4 separate regions of the Mus musculus genome follow, and all the other regions are linked to region 2. Evidence: chromatin loops called from intact Hi-C (ENCODE). Cell type or tissue: left cerebral cortex. All regions are shown on one strand.

What was found. Hi-C counts contacts between places; a loop is a spot of excess contacts. Peaks named below come from ENCODE experiments on the same cell type or tissue, not always from the same donor. Only the 100,000 strongest peaks of a DNase experiment are listed, where the experiment ranks them.
Region 1: a loop joins it to region 2, with 5 times the contacts of the local background. A loop is called at or near these places in 2 of 42 quality-filtered maps.
Region 3: it touches region 2 in a loop (2.2-fold over the local background); 17 of 42 quality-filtered maps call a loop at or near these places.
Region 4: it touches region 2 in a loop (2.3-fold over the local background); 3 of 42 quality-filtered maps call a loop at or near these places.

Annotation. Positions count from the first base shown.
Region 1 is chr19:59,189,044-59,193,043 of GRCm38, forward strand. No RefSeq gene overlaps it. Among named protein-coding and RNA genes, the nearest start is that of 4930442E04Rik, 19 kb to the left of the region's middle. In left cerebral cortex, no CTCF peak of the experiment used is centred here; a DNase peak (open chromatin) is centred at 2,311.
Region 2 is chr19:59,452,789-59,456,788 of GRCm38, forward strand. It overlaps Emx2os. Among named protein-coding and RNA genes, the nearest start is that of Emx2, 3.9 kb to the right of the region's middle. In left cerebral cortex, CTCF peaks have their summits at 1,595 and 3,029; DNase peaks (open chromatin) are centred at 1,611 and 3,140.
Region 3 is chr19:60,323,706-60,327,705 of GRCm38, forward strand. Gm41882 (a long non-coding RNA gene) reads right to left here and starts at 1,557. Exons shown (of 3, transcript XR_877977.1): 1 at 1,496-1,557. In left cerebral cortex, a CTCF peak has its summit at 1,618; a DNase peak (open chromatin) is centred at 1,646.
Region 4 is chr19:59,387,558-59,391,557 of GRCm38, forward strand. Gm33756 (a long non-coding RNA gene) reads left to right here and starts at 1,904. Exons shown (of 4, transcript XR_386849.3): 1 at 1,904-2,003; 2 at 2,162-2,368. In left cerebral cortex, a CTCF peak has its summit at 1,846 (motif pointing right); DNase peaks (open chromatin) are centred at 983 and 1,834.

The DNA.
Region 1 (4,000 bases), 260 kb before region 2:
AGGTGCTCAGCTTCATTCACACTGAGCGGCGGGCGTCTCAAGCACAGGCCTGTCTAGTTCCCCAACCCCAGAACTTCAGCCTTTTGCCATCTCTACTACCTACTCACAGGCTTCCCAGTGGGACCTGAGCTGTGAACTGTTCTCTGCTGGCCATCTAGGGGTAGGATTGAGGAGGGGGGCCAATCAGCATAGACCTTGGCCTCATTAGCATAGGGCTTAATCTCTTCAGGTAGCCAATTACACTTTTATTATCCACAGCTGTTACATTTGGACGTCTCAAGTTACTCATAGCTAAACAAGGGTAATAAAGTGATGGCAGCAACTGCCAATTGTGGCCAATTCGTTTGCTTCAAGTTCAAGGGCGAAACAAAGTGTCCTACTGAGTCTTCAACTGTAGGACAAAAACAGCTTTCAGTTGCTAGCACTGTTCAAACTAAGAAACATTTTCTAGGAGACAGCACTTAGTGCTGGAGTCTCACAGGAGGGAATGCTCAGGGTGGGGCCCTGACCCTCCTGCTTTCCTATAAAACCTTGTGTTTCAACACCTTCCAGAATGTTAGTGATTGGCAGGCTATCTACCTATCATCTGTCTATCTTTCTTTCTACCTATCTATCTATCTTCCCACTATCTTAGCATCTATCTAATTAATCTACAACCTCTTAATTTAATGCAGTTATCTAGTCTATTATTTACTTAGCTAGTATGTATCTATTAATCTAACCTCTACCGATCAATCAATATCTATCCATTCATGATGAAATCTATCGTATAGCTATCAATCTAATCTATTGTTTACTTAATTTATCCCCTATTAAATCTAATTTATCCCCTATTAATCCAATCTAGTTATCTACTCTATTACATACCTATCTAGTGTCATGTACCTATTAATCTAACTAGCTATTCTATTTTCTATCTTCCTATCATCTATTTAATTCACATTTAATATCATCTAGCTACCTAGTCACTATCTAGCTAATCTATTATCTATTAATATAATCCTACCTATCTACTCTACAATGTATTTTGATCAAATCCATCCCCATTTCTTCCCCTCTAACTCCTCTCCCATAATCTACCAATCTAAGCTATCATGTATCTATCTGTGTGCCTATCTAATCCACAAATATATTTAAAAAGACAGAAAAGACCAGGGTCTAATGGAAAGTTCTGAGACCTTAAGGTTTCTAAATTTTAGGGTCAGATATTCAGCGACACAGTATTACAAAGCCTTTTAGCTTTGCTCTTCAACAGCACCAAACAAAAGAAAAACTAAGACAACTGCAGATAAATCCTATCTAGCTGATTTACAGAAAGGGCCCATGCTGCTTGAGCAGGACCCTCTCCCCCACCACGGTGAGACTCCTCTTGATTCAGAATCGAGTTTCTGGGCTATTTCTCAGAGAATGAAATAACAAAACACAAGATAGCAGATTAAAACAAAACAAAACAAAACATTGTCACCAGGTATCCCTGTTGGATGTCCAAGTGACAGGGGTCAAAAACTTAGCCCGAAACTCTGCTTAAGCAGAAGCAGAGCACCCCCCCCCCTGCCTGGGAGGCCAAACAGAGCATTGTTTTAGTTCTGTGGGAGATAATGACGATGGAATAGAACGTTGTCCCGAGTAATGGTCTCCTGCTGGTAGGGAAATGCTGAGGCAAAAACAAACAAGGGCTCGAAGGAAAAGCAACCTTCTTCTTGAAGCAAAAGCAAAAGATCTTTCTCCTCCTAGCAGTTTCTGCTCTGCTATAGGTGGCTTGCTTTGGAGGTGCTCTGAGCTGGGGTGTCCTGAGCCCCAAAGGGCTTAGGGTACCAGTTGCAATCTCAGAGAGCTGCTTTGGAACTGCTGGCTTATGAGTTTAGCTTAGGGACCATTGTGAATTTCATCAGCTTTCCACAAAAACACCATTGCAGCCTCAGGCTTTGGTCTCAGCCAGAGCGTTCTTCTGCCGCAGCCCACCCCTTTTATACCCTCGGCCAGACTCACCTGCTTTTTACCACCTGCATTGCACAACAGAAAAACCTGTAGTTTGCAGAGTCTTGGATATTGAAACCAGCAAGTCCTTCAAATCAGCAAATCAGAGCCTTTCTGTTTTCTGTGTTCTCTGGACCTCAGAAGAAAATTTAAATCAGATGAAAAGCGAGCACTTATTTTAAATCAAGATCTGTGGGGGAAATCACAGCTTTGTTTTAAACAAACATTTGTTAAGACAAAACGGAAAAAAAAAAATTCAGGGCCACAGTGACCCTTCTGCAGCTTTTGGAGATGATCCAGTGTAACCTACCACACAGACAGAAAACAGTCTGACCAAGGACTGGCAGGGTTCTTTCACAACCGGGTAGAGTCAGATCATCCAAAAATTCAAGTCCAATTTAGTTTTGCAGTTAATGAAACATTAGGCAAGTTTGTTTCCTCTTGGGAAACATTTTTGAATGACATGAAACATATACGAAGTGGTTTTAAATAACAGCAACATTCTGTGTAGGCTACAGACTAACTTGCTTAAAATTCTCTGGGTGAGCATGTAGTTTTTTAGTCATTGTTATTTCCCCTTGCATTTCTGAGTCTGTCTCCTTGAGGGCTGCAGTCGGACATGGGGATGCTGAGTTGTGCTGCACGGAGCACTCACCACCATTTAGTGCACCTTGCCATCTCTTTTAAGGTTGTCTACAGAGAAGGATGCAAGGAGGCTAGCTGTGCTAAGGCTGGCCATGCAGACCTTGCATGTTTTATAAGCTTCAGACCTCCAGTGGAGCAGCAGCCTAGCCTGGACACTTGTTGGAGGTCCACAACTTACATTTTTATTACAATAATTAATTTGAAATTTCTAATATAAAAGCATCCACTTGAAAAAAAACCAAATTCCTAGTTGTCAGACAGAAATGATGTTGTTGGTTTTTTTTTTCTTTTAATACCTGTATTTATTATTCTGAAAATCCACCCTCTGCCGTTTTTGGACTGACTTAATGGGACTTTGGCTAAAAGCTACCCCTGTATGTGAACAGCAACTGTTGAACTTGCTTTGGAGATTTGGTCAGTAATGCACATTGCTGTCATAGAAATCCTTAGTGGTTGACAGGAAAAAAAAAAAAAGCTAAACAAAGAGCCAGTTTGTGGATAAAGTTAAGGCAGAAAAGGTAATTTTTTTTTTAAGGAGAGAAACCTTAATTGGAAAAGCTAGCTGCTAAACAATAGGATGAAAGTAAAATAATTTGGATTTCAGCATCGGTTCAAATTATTACTAAAAACCTGGGAAGAATTCAAAGCAAATAGTTCCTTACAAAGAATTTCAAATGCTGAAGCAGTTGTCCTTGGTGAGCCCTCCGGTACCCAGAGGTGGCCCTTGGAAAAGCCCGGACCAGCAAATGTGAAGGGGCACAAGTCTTCGAACAATTTTGATCCCAATACTCAGTCTAAGTGGATATTCTGTCAAGATGATGAACAGCTTTGGATTTTGTCTCCCACCTCCATGATCCTGACCAGGAGTTTTTACAGCCTCCTTAGCGTACCCAGCATATGGTCTGGGGGCTCAACCCTCTAAATCCCTGCCACCCAGATACTCAAAGGATGCTTGAACCTGTGTTAATTCAGTATGTGTGTTAAAGCAGAGTTCTCCAGGAATGCACCCCCAGCATCTCCCCCCCCACACACACACATACACACACACACACACACACACACACACACACACACACACACATCTGCCTACACCAGAGTAAGATATAGGCACACAGGGAGAAATTTGTTTCTAAGAAGCCAGCGGGAAAATTGATGTCTGTGGTTCCAACCTCTCTTTTTATTTTTAAAAGGAGTCTTAGAAACATACAAATAATGTGAAATTTCTCCAAGAAAAAGTTCAAGGGAACCACGTTCAAGTAGCACCGAAAGTCTATTTGTAAAGGTTAGGACGTGCACAACTTCAGAGACTGTTTTTTCTTAAAAAAAAAAAAAAAAAAAAAAAAAGAACAAAATTTCAGTCACTTTAATACACACTTTA
Region 2 (4,000 bases):
TTGAAAAGTTCGCTGACTCGTGGGTGTGAAAGGACCTGCTTAAAGCCAAGTTCCACACAGGACAGGAGCTAATAGTGTTTCCCAAGTCTTCCTGGCATCCTCCCCAGCTTTCAAGGAGAGTCCAAAAGAAAAAGCCTGGCATTTCTCTTTTTCCTCAGATGGCTTTACCCCTTCCTTTCTAGGTCCAGTTCTTTACCCTAGAAAAGTATGGAATTCCAGAAAGGAGAGGCGACTGCTCAGAATAGCATTCTAGAGGGCATTCTGTTGTCTATTACATCTAGCAATCCTTTATTTTCCAGGTGGAGATCCATTCTCCTCTGTGGGGTTCTGGTCAAAAGCAGTTGGGGACAAAGCTACTAGAGAGCCCAGGAAAGTGCCTGAAAACCCCCCTCCATCCCCTCCACATCCTGGACCTATGTGTGTCTTGGAAGGGCAGCTTTGGGATGACTGGAGGGGGTGGGGACAGAGCTATTTCATTTCCTTCTGGAAAGTCACCTGGGCAAGCCTGTCCATGGTCCCTGGCTCCTGCATCCTTGTGTGTGAGAACATCTGTTTTCCCTGCCTTGTTTAGCCATAATCTCTTATTTGAAGGCAGCTGATGGAGAAAGAAACGATGACATCCCTCCCCCTTTGATTATTTCTTTGCTTTCAATGATGAATCACCAGAGCTGTGTGTGCTGAGGATTGACGAGATTCAATGATGGCATTAAAGCCCTATGCCCCTGGTGTGTCTCCCAGAGTAGTGTGGCATTCTGGACTGAAACGTTGGCTTCCAGAAATCCAGAAACTCACAGGCAATGCATCTTTCCTGCAAGTCACTCGGCGCAGCAGAAGCCATGATCCGGGAGAGATGCTCTCTCCAGAGTTCGTACCACCCCCTAAGTCTGTCCTTTGAGCAGTAAGGCTGACAGTAATGCTCAAGCCCTCTTCATACCATCCAGGCTTCCATCAATTCTATGCGGATTCTACTGCTTCACCTCAAGAGAAGAGCTCGGTTGCTCCGTGAAAGATGAAGTCCGTGAGTGTCTGGTGGCAGGACATGTCACCATAGCCCCAACGCTGCCCCTTAGTCTTGTGGATTTGCATTTAGTGAGATACTCTTCACCTGCACAATAATCAAGGACCCACCCCCGTTCTTCCCCGTCGCAAGGGGGCATACATCTAGGAGAGCTGAACCTGGCAACCCAAGTTCTTCCCGACCCCATTCAGTCAGGGTCACTACAAGTCCATTCCTTTAAGTCACAGTGATTAAGCAACGATATCCGGGTACTTAGTCATGGAGCTGTGTTCGCCTTGCGCAGTAACTAGCTATCTCCCTTGCCTAGATAGTCCCCGTCACCACGTCCTTGTTAGAGTGTATCCTATCCATTCCTCCTTGCTCCCTTTAGAAGAAAGCCTGGCTCCCAGAGAAGGGGAAATTCCAGTGAGGGTGAATTGAGTTGAAGCCGATGGGGACAGGTGGGAAGCAAGGTCAAGTCCCATGAACCTCCTCAGAGGTTCTCCTCTGGTTCAGACTGAGATTGGTGGCAGTGGTCTGCAACCCCTTGCACTCTCAGGGAGCTCAGAGGGCATCGCGCCTTCTCGAATCCCTCGCCACTAGGCGCCGCTGCACACACGCGGATCGCGGCCCTGGGCATCCCTGCCTACTCCGCGAGAGAACTCTGGGGACAACGCCAGAAAGGGATTTACCGTGATAATTTTAAAAAATGTTTTTAAGGTCTTAATTCTCTTTTTTCGTTTTCCCACAGCCGCTGTAGCTTTCAGAGGCCGGGGAGACTGGGATCACAATTACAGAGTTGGAGAAACTTCGCAGCCAGAGCTAGAGTGGGCCTTCTCAGGACATCTGACACAAGCCTGAGGGCCACTGGTGGTATACAGTGAGGTTCACTACTCTGGGACACTACAGGGTCCAAACACCAGCCTAGCAATGACGAAAATGTACAGAACACTAAAAATGAGCTAAGCTCACCCAACCTCAACAACTTCTAACACATTTATTCAGACATTTGTGATACACATCTAGTTGTCCCAGGAAGTTCTATCCGTTAGAGTTGCTTGATGCTATCCACCCACCCAAGATAGCTCTGGGGCCTAGCAACCCCACAAGCAGAGTTGAGGGCACTGCTTCTCTGTAAACAGAGGCTTTGCAGGATACTCAAAGCCCATGGTTATCACAGATCCTCAGAGATCACTACCCTTTGATACCTGTAGAGATTCAAGAATCCAGCACCTCCTACGGGAAGCACAGAGGAACACGGCAGGCAGGGGTGAGGTTACTGTGGATGCCTTTTTACAGCATTATTGTTCGGTCTGTGATGCCCTGGCTGGAGGCACATAATAACAGCAACATCCACGAGAGGAGCTGGCTTTTATTAAGGTTCCATATGTGCTAGACACTGTCTGAACAGTTTGCTTTGCCAATCTCTTGCAACAATCCCAAATGCTATTTATTGTATTATTGTTTATTCCCATTTGGAGGAAGAGGAAAAAGAATCAAAGAGGATAGCTTAGCTTGCCCAAGGTCACACAGTAAAGCTACCAATGTACTGGGGGTGGGGTAGTTTTATTAGGTATAACTACAAATAGTAAAATTCACACTTCGTACTGTACAGCTTTGAAAACGGGGTCTGTAATTACCTTTACTCCACTAAATAACTGTTTGATCATACGGCCATACAGAAACTCAATGGCCACTGCTCCTGTCTGCTTTCTAGACTGTACGGGCTGCATTTTTACATATGACAAAATGAGGTCAGGAGAGACTGAGGTGTTGACGCTGGTCTTTCAGTAAGAGACAAATGCATTATTAGAACATTCACATGTGTCTTCTAGTCCTCTGCAAAAACCATGGTGCCCAATCCCCCAGTGACTTGGAGTGCACACTGGGCAAAGAGAATCAGCCCAGCTGTGTGTACAGGTACTTAACCAAACAGTGGCTTCTTGGGTCCTTAAGGAACCTAGGACTAGAATTCTGCTAGGCCATCTATGAGCTCTGGGTCTCAAGCTGGACTTGAATGCCCGGAGCCCTGGTGCGCCTCTGCTGGTCAGTGTGGTTAATAAGTTACTCTCTAGTTAATTCCTCTACACGCTGAGGAGACCAGATTCTTCCGGGGCACCTCTGGGCTGGGAGCATGAATTAGCATAGATTATTTGGCATCTATGGCTTCTGCACCCAGCCTGACTCACCGGAAACCCGCTTTTCTTCTTCAGTGGAGGTTGAGCGAGAAGGGGCAGAGCCTCCTTGGGTTCATGTACTTGACTGCCAAATGCTCCTGCTGCTCTTGAGCACTGGCTACCTGCAGGGCACCCAGAGACCACCTCGGGTCGGCAATCTAATGGTAGAAGGGAACTTTGCAAGAGGCTGGTGGCTTGCTGAGGATCATGAAACTGGTGATATGCCCCTGCCTCATGCAAGAGACTGGAGGCCCTTGTCTGAAGCTAGGTGCTCATTCCCTCAAGACATTTCCCCAGTACACCCTGGTACAGAGAGGTGAGGGATCAAGTAAGTCCCACCAACATATGGGAGTTTCAATCAAATCTTCCAAACAGGTCTGGATTCCTTGCCGCTCAAAGTCAATGGCTGTGATACCCACAGCCAAGCGTACTAATGCTAATGATGCTAATGCTGGGGGAGGTATTTGGTTCTGAGTGAAGAGTTTAGTGGTCCTAATTTGTAGTCACAGCATTGCAGACCCATTCAAGACAAGACTCACCTTCTCACCCTCCTCCAGAGTATCTGCAGTGTGACCAAGTGGAAGCGTTTGTTTCTAGCGTTTGTTTCTAGAAGCCCTAGCTCCTCTGAATCTTGCTTGACTAGGCATGGCCCAAGACTTCCGCCCTTCTTTGGGCTCCAGTCTTCAGAGGCACAGCCTCTATTTCCACAACCCAGATGAAACTAGGGAGAGATTTCTCAGCTATATTTGGGGTCTGGTTCAGGAATGAGGAGAATGTGGCCTCAAATGCATACCCTTTTTTATAGGGCTGAATCTAATGCCCATAA
Region 3 (4,000 bases), 870 kb after region 2:
ATAAAAGTACTTGCTATCCAATCATGAGGATGCAAGTTTGAATCTGCAGAAACCATGAAAAGTGGTAAACAGGTATGTTAAACAAACATTTATAGCCTCATTGGTCCTGAAGAAGAAATCAGAGGTAGAGGTATGAGAATCCCAAAAGGCTCATGGGTCAACTAGCCTGACATATATAGTAGATAAAAAAATTGAATAGACTCTGTCTCAAACAAGAAAGAAGGTGAGGACCAACCCCTGAGGTTGACTTTTGCCCCCTACTCCTGTGTTGTACCTATATTCCTACATATTAATGTGCATACATACACAGACGCACACACATATACACATACACATACAGACTCTCTCTCTCTCCCTCACACACACACACACACACACACACATATATACATATTTATATACACACACACACACACAAACATACAAATTCATGCACACATACACTTAGAGACCCAGATACATATATACACACATACACACACACACACACACATACAGACATATATACAATACACACAAACATACAGAGTCAGACACACACATCACATGCACACACTTAAATAAGAAAGAAAGGATAGGTAAGATGAACAGGAGGAGGAAGAATAGGAGTGTAGAGAGACTGTAGTAGTGATGTTTGCTGCCTGGATCGACCAGGAACAGTGAGCGAATAATCACTCTTCCTAGCAACATTTCTAGGAGAAAGTAGGAAACACAACAAAAAGATACTTGTACAGACACATGGGCAGGCCACTGCTAAGATGCAGTGCTCTGCATCTTAAAGTTGTCATTTCTTTCTTTAATTTTGAAAATTGATTCAAATAATGTTTAGCTCTAGATGAAACACTTAAGTGATATCTAGAAAGCCCTTCATTTATGGACATATTTTACATCCAAATTTTCCACTGAGAAAAGCTACAAAACTCAAGGTGATCAAAATTATTTTCAGAGCCGAACAACGCCAGGACTGATGGTCTCTGTGTAACGATCATCTATAAGAAATAGTCTTGGAAGACTGTTGACATGTATTCTGCTTAAGGACTGGAGTCCTATGACCTCTTTATAAGGATTAAAGAGAATCATGTATGTGTGTCATGCAATAGTCAGATCCAAATATGAGCTGGAGAAATTAGGATAAGCTATACACAGATGTTTAAAATTTACCAGAATGCATGCACATGCCAAAACTTGAGAAAAATGAAAAGAAGTAATAGCATTAGAATTCTTCATTATTTATTTAAAAGTAGTTTCTACACAAGCCAATTTAATATACACGCAAATAGCAATGACTTGTCCAAGGAAATATTGAAGCCCATTAGGATGGCATGTGTATAATCTGACTCAACAAGTCAGGATATATTTTCTGGAGAACATAATATCTTTGCCGCATTGTGTGAGATGAAGGTTAGATTACATTTCTTGCCTGTGCAATAACTCCCACATCATAAATTCTGATGAAATTATATCAATATACAAAGCAAATGGATGTCTGACCCACCATCGTTTTCTAGCTCTCAGAGAGAGAAGCTGACACGCAGGCAAGTCCCCAGCCGCTTGGAGCAATGCTCTGACAGCCTGCCTGCGCCTGGGAACTGTGATTAACTATCTTGACCAGGAGGGGCTGTTAGAGTTTGTGGTTTCTGCTCTGAATACTAAACTTGGGCATACAAGAGTCCTTATTGTGGGGAGCCCTTGGAAATGGGAATACAAAATTGCTTTATATTTGCAGGGTTTGATTGCCTCGGATGATGCAGTCCTAGCTGGTGGGCCTCTCTTGCTGCTTGTATTTCCAGATTATAAATCATTCCTTTGACAGGGCATCTGCCACAGCCAGGTCTCTGTTTCTGTGACATCGTTTTCTTGTTTTATATTATAATTTGCAACTGTTCTTCTGGGCTGTTCTTATAAATGACACATTTTGCATACTTTATGAGAATGGAGTCAAAACCAAAGCTAATAAAAGTCTCCCCAATTTTCCTTGGACATGTTGAAGCATCTGTGGCTTTTAGTTCTAAGGGGACTGGGACATGGATAGAAATGATAGACTCATGCATGCCATAGATAGGCATTGTGTTGACCAATGCTGGAGTTCAATATTGCAAAAGCCAACACACAGCAAAGCCCTACTGGCCAGTGGTCAATTACCCAATCCTGGAAAACAGGACACTGTCTGCTTGGAATCTATGTCAAGAGACTAAGTCATTTGTTGCTTTCACACATAGAAAGGGAAGCTAAAAATGAGTCTCCTTTTTCCTCTTTGAAAATAAGAGTGTGGAGTGGAAGCTTTTCAAACTCCCTTCCAATTCTGCCATTTGGCCAACATTACATTCACCAGGGATAGGGTGTACAATGAACTCAGGTGAAGGCTATGAACGGGTGCTGCTTTCTTGCTGTAGACATCAAATTTAGATCCAGACTTTAAAAACTTGAAATCACTTTTCTGCCTGGGAACCCTCAAAGGTTCATAGCCAAATTCATATCTCAATCTAAACATTTCTGGCTTCTCCTGACTCAGTCAGAATTTTCTGGTTCCTATCAACACAGCTATTAATTTGTAGGAAGATATTAATTTGAAAGAGGATTCCAAACAAACTAAAATGGCTCAAAGATACTGTGTGGTACCTCCAAGTGATGCCGTCTCAAATTTGCAAATTAAACAGTCTGTGGTTTAAAAGTCTGTTTTGAAAGAATCTCAATCTAGAAATAAGACGCTCCCTTTAGCTCTCTCCTGGGATTCCTGGATTCTTGATCCCTCCAGTTCTTACCACATCAATGTTTCTGAAACATTCTAGACATTATAACACCTATCAGGAACTGGGGTGACCCTAAGTTCAATAGCACCTGGAAGTGGTTTTCAAATCCACCAATTCCCGCATTTTCCAAGAAATTATTAATCCCTCTCCTGCCCCACTCCTTGCCACCCAAGAGACTATTTGTAGATATTTCAAATGTAACCTAAATATAATTGTAATATTACCAGAAGAATCTAGTACAAAACTCATGTTGGAAAGGAAGTCAAAAGGATTGTCCCTGAGCCAAGTCAGATAAACAAGGAAGTTTCTATTATTTCCTGGCTTTTTGTCCTGGCCCCACACACTCCACAGTGATAAGTTTGACTCTGCACTGGAACAGTTGGGAATTGATAGCTATTGAATATTGAAATTGATTAGGGAGAGTTTTCTTAAAACTGAGAAGGCTTTATAGACAATGGTCCATTTTAAAGACAGAAAATGAGATCAAACAGAAAAAGATGTCCTGGCTCGGGTCATTGAAGCTGTAGCAGAATTTACATGTAACCACTTTGACAATTTCTTGCCTGTAAACTGCTGCAAGGAATGCATTTTCCCCTGTAGGCCAATCACACCTTGGTCCCCACTATGTCTGTGTTTTCAGGAAGGGGCTCTCTTCTTTGCTGCATGTCAGGTCCTCTGCTCCTTTCTGAACTTTTCTATTCTGTCTCATATATTATTTTCTTCTCTCTGATCTTGAACTTGCAGAGTTATAGCTTAAGTATAAAAATCTTGTTCTTGGTGCTGCTGTGGCCCAGTGGTTAAAAGAACTTGCAGTCACATGTGATGGCTCAGAGCTGCATGTAACTTCAGCTCCAGGGAATCCAACACCTTCTTGCCTCCTTGAGCACCTAAATTTGCATGTGCATACCCACACAGAGGCGCATAGTTAAAAATAATAATAAAACTAGAAAAATAAACACACTAAAGTTCACCCACTGAAGGACCGCTTATTAGATTTCCTTTGAAAAAAAAAAAAGGACTTTTTAGAAAACAATTTGCACTTTGTTTCTCTAGCTAAAAGGCAGATGGCACAAGACAAAAATCCCATCTAAATATAGAAGTTTGCTTACCTGGTATAGTTCATATTTCATAAAAACAAAAATGAAGCCTGCCAGAAGTTATTAGGCCTCTCCATATTAAAGGATTGAAAATACTTAAAATACTAAGGAGGGGAGCCAAATAATTCAAGATTCAAAAGTAACCATTCTGAT
Region 4 (4,000 bases), 65 kb before region 2:
ATCCTAGAGCACATGGTTCTGAAGGTTGGGATGGAGCTGGCTACACAGTTAGGGATAGGAAGTGTTTGTGGAGCAAAACTATGGGTGCAGGAAACAGCACCTCAGAAGCAACCGTGTGGCTAGAGTTTCACACAGAAGGTGGTGGTGGGCTTCAGACTGCAAAGACCAGCCACACCTTGCAGGCCACACTAAAATTGGCAGACCCAGGGGTTGTGCCCCTGGGAAGGAGGACGATGCTTTCCACAGGTCTCTGCTTCATAGATACAAACAAAGATTGGAAGGTGCTTTTTGAATTATGCTGGACCTCAGGTGAGGACAAAGTGGGGCCTTCCACTTTGTCAGTTAGATGACAACTCACCATTGCCCACTGCACTGATGTGAATGTGTGTGTGTGGTCCTTCCAGTCAGACTGTTTCAGGGAACAGGTACATGCTGAAGAGCTCTGCATGCTTGCAAGTAGCCAGTTAGAGACCCTTTTCTCTGCCTTTCAGGCCTGGCTTGAATTCTATTCTACTAAGCTTCTATTCCTACTATTCTTGCTACTGCCCAGAAACAGATTTTTCCCTTTATCTCAAGTTGAAGTTCTGTAGGAGGTGGGCAGATTGGCTCAGATTTTGATATAGGGCAGAGTTTTGGGTCTTGGGCAGATATGAACCCTGTCTTGAGTTCTATATTCATCCCCAGGTGTGTGCGGGACAAAGCATGGTGGATCTTTGAGGAGAAAGGGTCTCGAGAAAAAACTTCCTAGCTGGTTCCACTGGAAATGTTATAGCTGAATGGTGCTGTTGGTGACAATCACAAGCTGGTCATGGACCTTGAAGTCTCAGCCTCCGACCAACTGGCCAAATCCAGTAGCCCTGGACTGGGTGCACCCAGGGGAGGGCACTTCTGAGGAACTGGCTTCCAGAAGCAAGTTCCCTTGGGAAACTCTGCAGGCAGCTTAAACCTCAAGAAAGCTACTCATTAGGATCGTGGGGAGCTGTTAATTGCCCTGTCCAGCCAAGACACAGTGTGGCCGCGCCAGCCTGCTGAACAATAATGAAGTCTGTAGAAGCTGCAGACCCAGCTCGGGCTGCCTAGGATCCCTCCTGCCTTCTCTTCATTCTCTCACCACAGACACTATGCCCCCTGCTGTCCTGCTGCCCAGAGACCCTCACTGCAGCCTTCAAACAGAACCGCTCCCCTAGGGACCCTCTCCCCTTGTCAATCATATTCTCCAAAAGAACAGGCAGGGATGCTGAAGCCCAGCAAAGGCTTGTTTAGCCGCGTTGTCAGTGTCTTCATCTCGAAGTTATGTTTACAAAGGGATAAAGATTAACCGAGAGTGATTACTCGCCCCCTCCTTAGAGAAGTAAGAAAGTTCAAGAAATTCTGTCTTGGGGATAAAGCTGTGCTTTTGGTTGTTATGGCAACAGTCCCGTTTCCCCCACCTCACCCCCACCCCCAACCCCCGTGCCTCGTAGTCCTATACTGAAGCAGGGCGATTGCAGTTTCTAGGCCGTGCAGAGAGGTAGAATGCCCATGTGAAGGGAAAGCGGAAGGTCTATAGTCTAGTTTCAGCTCCGGGACTTACTAACAGTCCTTTGGGTGTGGAAGTGGCAAACTAGTAGGTTCCAGAGACCTTTCTAGAAAGAACATCGCAGGGAAAAATAAAAAGAACCTTCAACCTTTTTGAGAGATTTGGCATGAGAAACCCATTGGCACTTGCCACATCCTGTGGGTGAAGGGGGAGTGGTGGTGAGGTAGTGGGGTGAGGAGGTGGAGGGAATGGGGGGAGGGCGCTTCCCCCCTCCCTTTTTTGAGGAAGTTAGATCAGAGGAAGCTGTCTACAGTTAACCACCAGGGGGCAGCATGTAACCTATACTCAGGCAAGGGTCTGGGATTTACAGTCGGGCGACCCAGAGGTAGAGGTTTTTCAGGGTGGCAGCTGCTGAATTATCAGTGCCAGGATGGAGAGTGCCTGTATGCCCAACTGTAATGTCTTAACTGAGACTGTGCAGGAGGTAGGCTGTCCCGTGGGATAAACACGACTGTGTTAGTACTGTTAACCTCGGTGGCCTTGCCTCGTCTCTCTGCTATCTGTTGAATTTCATGAAACCAGGACTCTCTATTAGATTGTTGGTTAACTACTAACCCACAGTCCGTTCTCTATGACCCCAAGGTTGCCATAGAGATGCTACTTTACATCTGAATCCTGCTCGGTAGGACAAGGTTGAGGAGTTCTCTGAAATCAAACTCAATGGGAATGCCTCAGTCAGCACTGCACCTGCTGCCAAGCTTACCGACATGAGTTCAGTTCCCGGATCCTCACGGTGGGAGAGGAGTAACTAACTGGAGGTGTCCTCTGGCCTCCTGGGATTTCGTGTGGGTAAGCATGTTCACACACACACACACACACACACCTACTAAATAATTTAATATTTTTTCATTTGATTGTTATGAGTGTGGGTGTTTGCCTGAACGCACATCTATGTCAGAGCACAGTGTTCATTGTAGTGCTCATGGAAGACAGAAGAGAGTCTCTGATCACCTGGGACTGGAGTGACAGGTAGTTGTGAGCCTCCATGTGGGTTCTGAGAATCAAACCCAGGCCTTCTAAAAATGTAGTCAGTGTTTTAACCACGAAAACATCTCTCTAGCCCCCTAGGAAATTTGGTTTTTTTTGTTTTCTTTTTAAAAAAGAGGAGATGGTTGTGTGGTGGTGCACACCATACCAGTGCTCTCTGTTTGTGGGTATGCATACACATATGTGTGGGTACCTTTATGCATGCATGCACGTGTGAGGAGACTAGAAATTGTCTTCCTCAATTGCTTGCCTGCCTGCCTGCCTGCCTTCCTTCCTTCCTTCCTTCCTTCCTTCCTTCCTTCCTTCCTTTCCTTCTTTCCTTCTCCTCTTCTTTTTCTCCCCTACTCCCCCTCCTACTTCCCCCTCCTCTTCCTCCTCCTCCTTTTCCTCTTCCTCCTTCTCCTCCTCCTTCTTTTTCTAGACAAGAGCCTTACACTGAAACAGAACCTCCCCGATTTGGCTAGACTAGCTGTTTTAGAAGCTTCACGAATCTTCCTGTCTCTGCCTTCAGTCACTGGGATTACAGTGTGCACCTCCACACCTTTTTTTTTGGGGGGGGTGTTTGTTCTGTTTTTACATCGGAGCTGGGGATACTGACTCAGTGCCTCATGCTTAAGCAGCAAGCACATTACCTGATTTCAAAGTGGGGCTACTTAAAAATGCTTAGTGGTAAAGAGAGTGGTGCATCTCTCTCATCTCCTGTCAAGGCTCTACCTCTGCAGGAGGCAGCTGACTTCCCACGCCATCATCTTCTCACTGCATGGCCTCTCTGATGATACAACCTGGTGCCTGCAGAACATGCCTGTGGCTGTCCACTAGCCAAAGTTCAAAAGCAGTGAGAGATGGGCCTGTGGCACCTCCTTTCCTCAGAGAGGAGTTGGGGGGCTTCCTGTGGCCTTGAAGTGACTTATCAGCAGTTTGGGATTAACCCCTCATTCCTTAGGATGAGGAAGGAACACTGATGTAGTTAAGCTTGAAGATCACAAACATCCTAGACCCAAGTAAGCACAGGCTTTCCTTGTCTTCCCTCTCCCTTCCTCCCCTTCCTTCCTCCCTCTTCCTCTCTCGCTCTTTACTTTCTTTTCCTTCTTCTTCTTCTTCTTCTTCTTCTTCTTCTTCTTCTTCTTCTTCTTCTTCTTCTTCTTCTTCTTCTTCTTCTTCTTCTTCTTCTTCTTCTTCTTCTCCTCCTCCTCCTCCTCCTCCTCCTCTTCCTCCTCCTCCTCTTCTTCCTCCTCTTCCTCCTCCCCCTCCCCTCCTCCTCCTCCTTCTCCTCCTTCTTTTTTAAGGTATCATGTAACACAGGTTAGTCTCAAACTAACTGTAGCCGAGGATTATCTTAAACTCACAATCCTCCTGCATATGCCTCCTGAGTGCTGGGATTGCAGGTATGTGCCTCTAGTTTATGGTCATAGTTTATGATTTTGAATGTCCTTG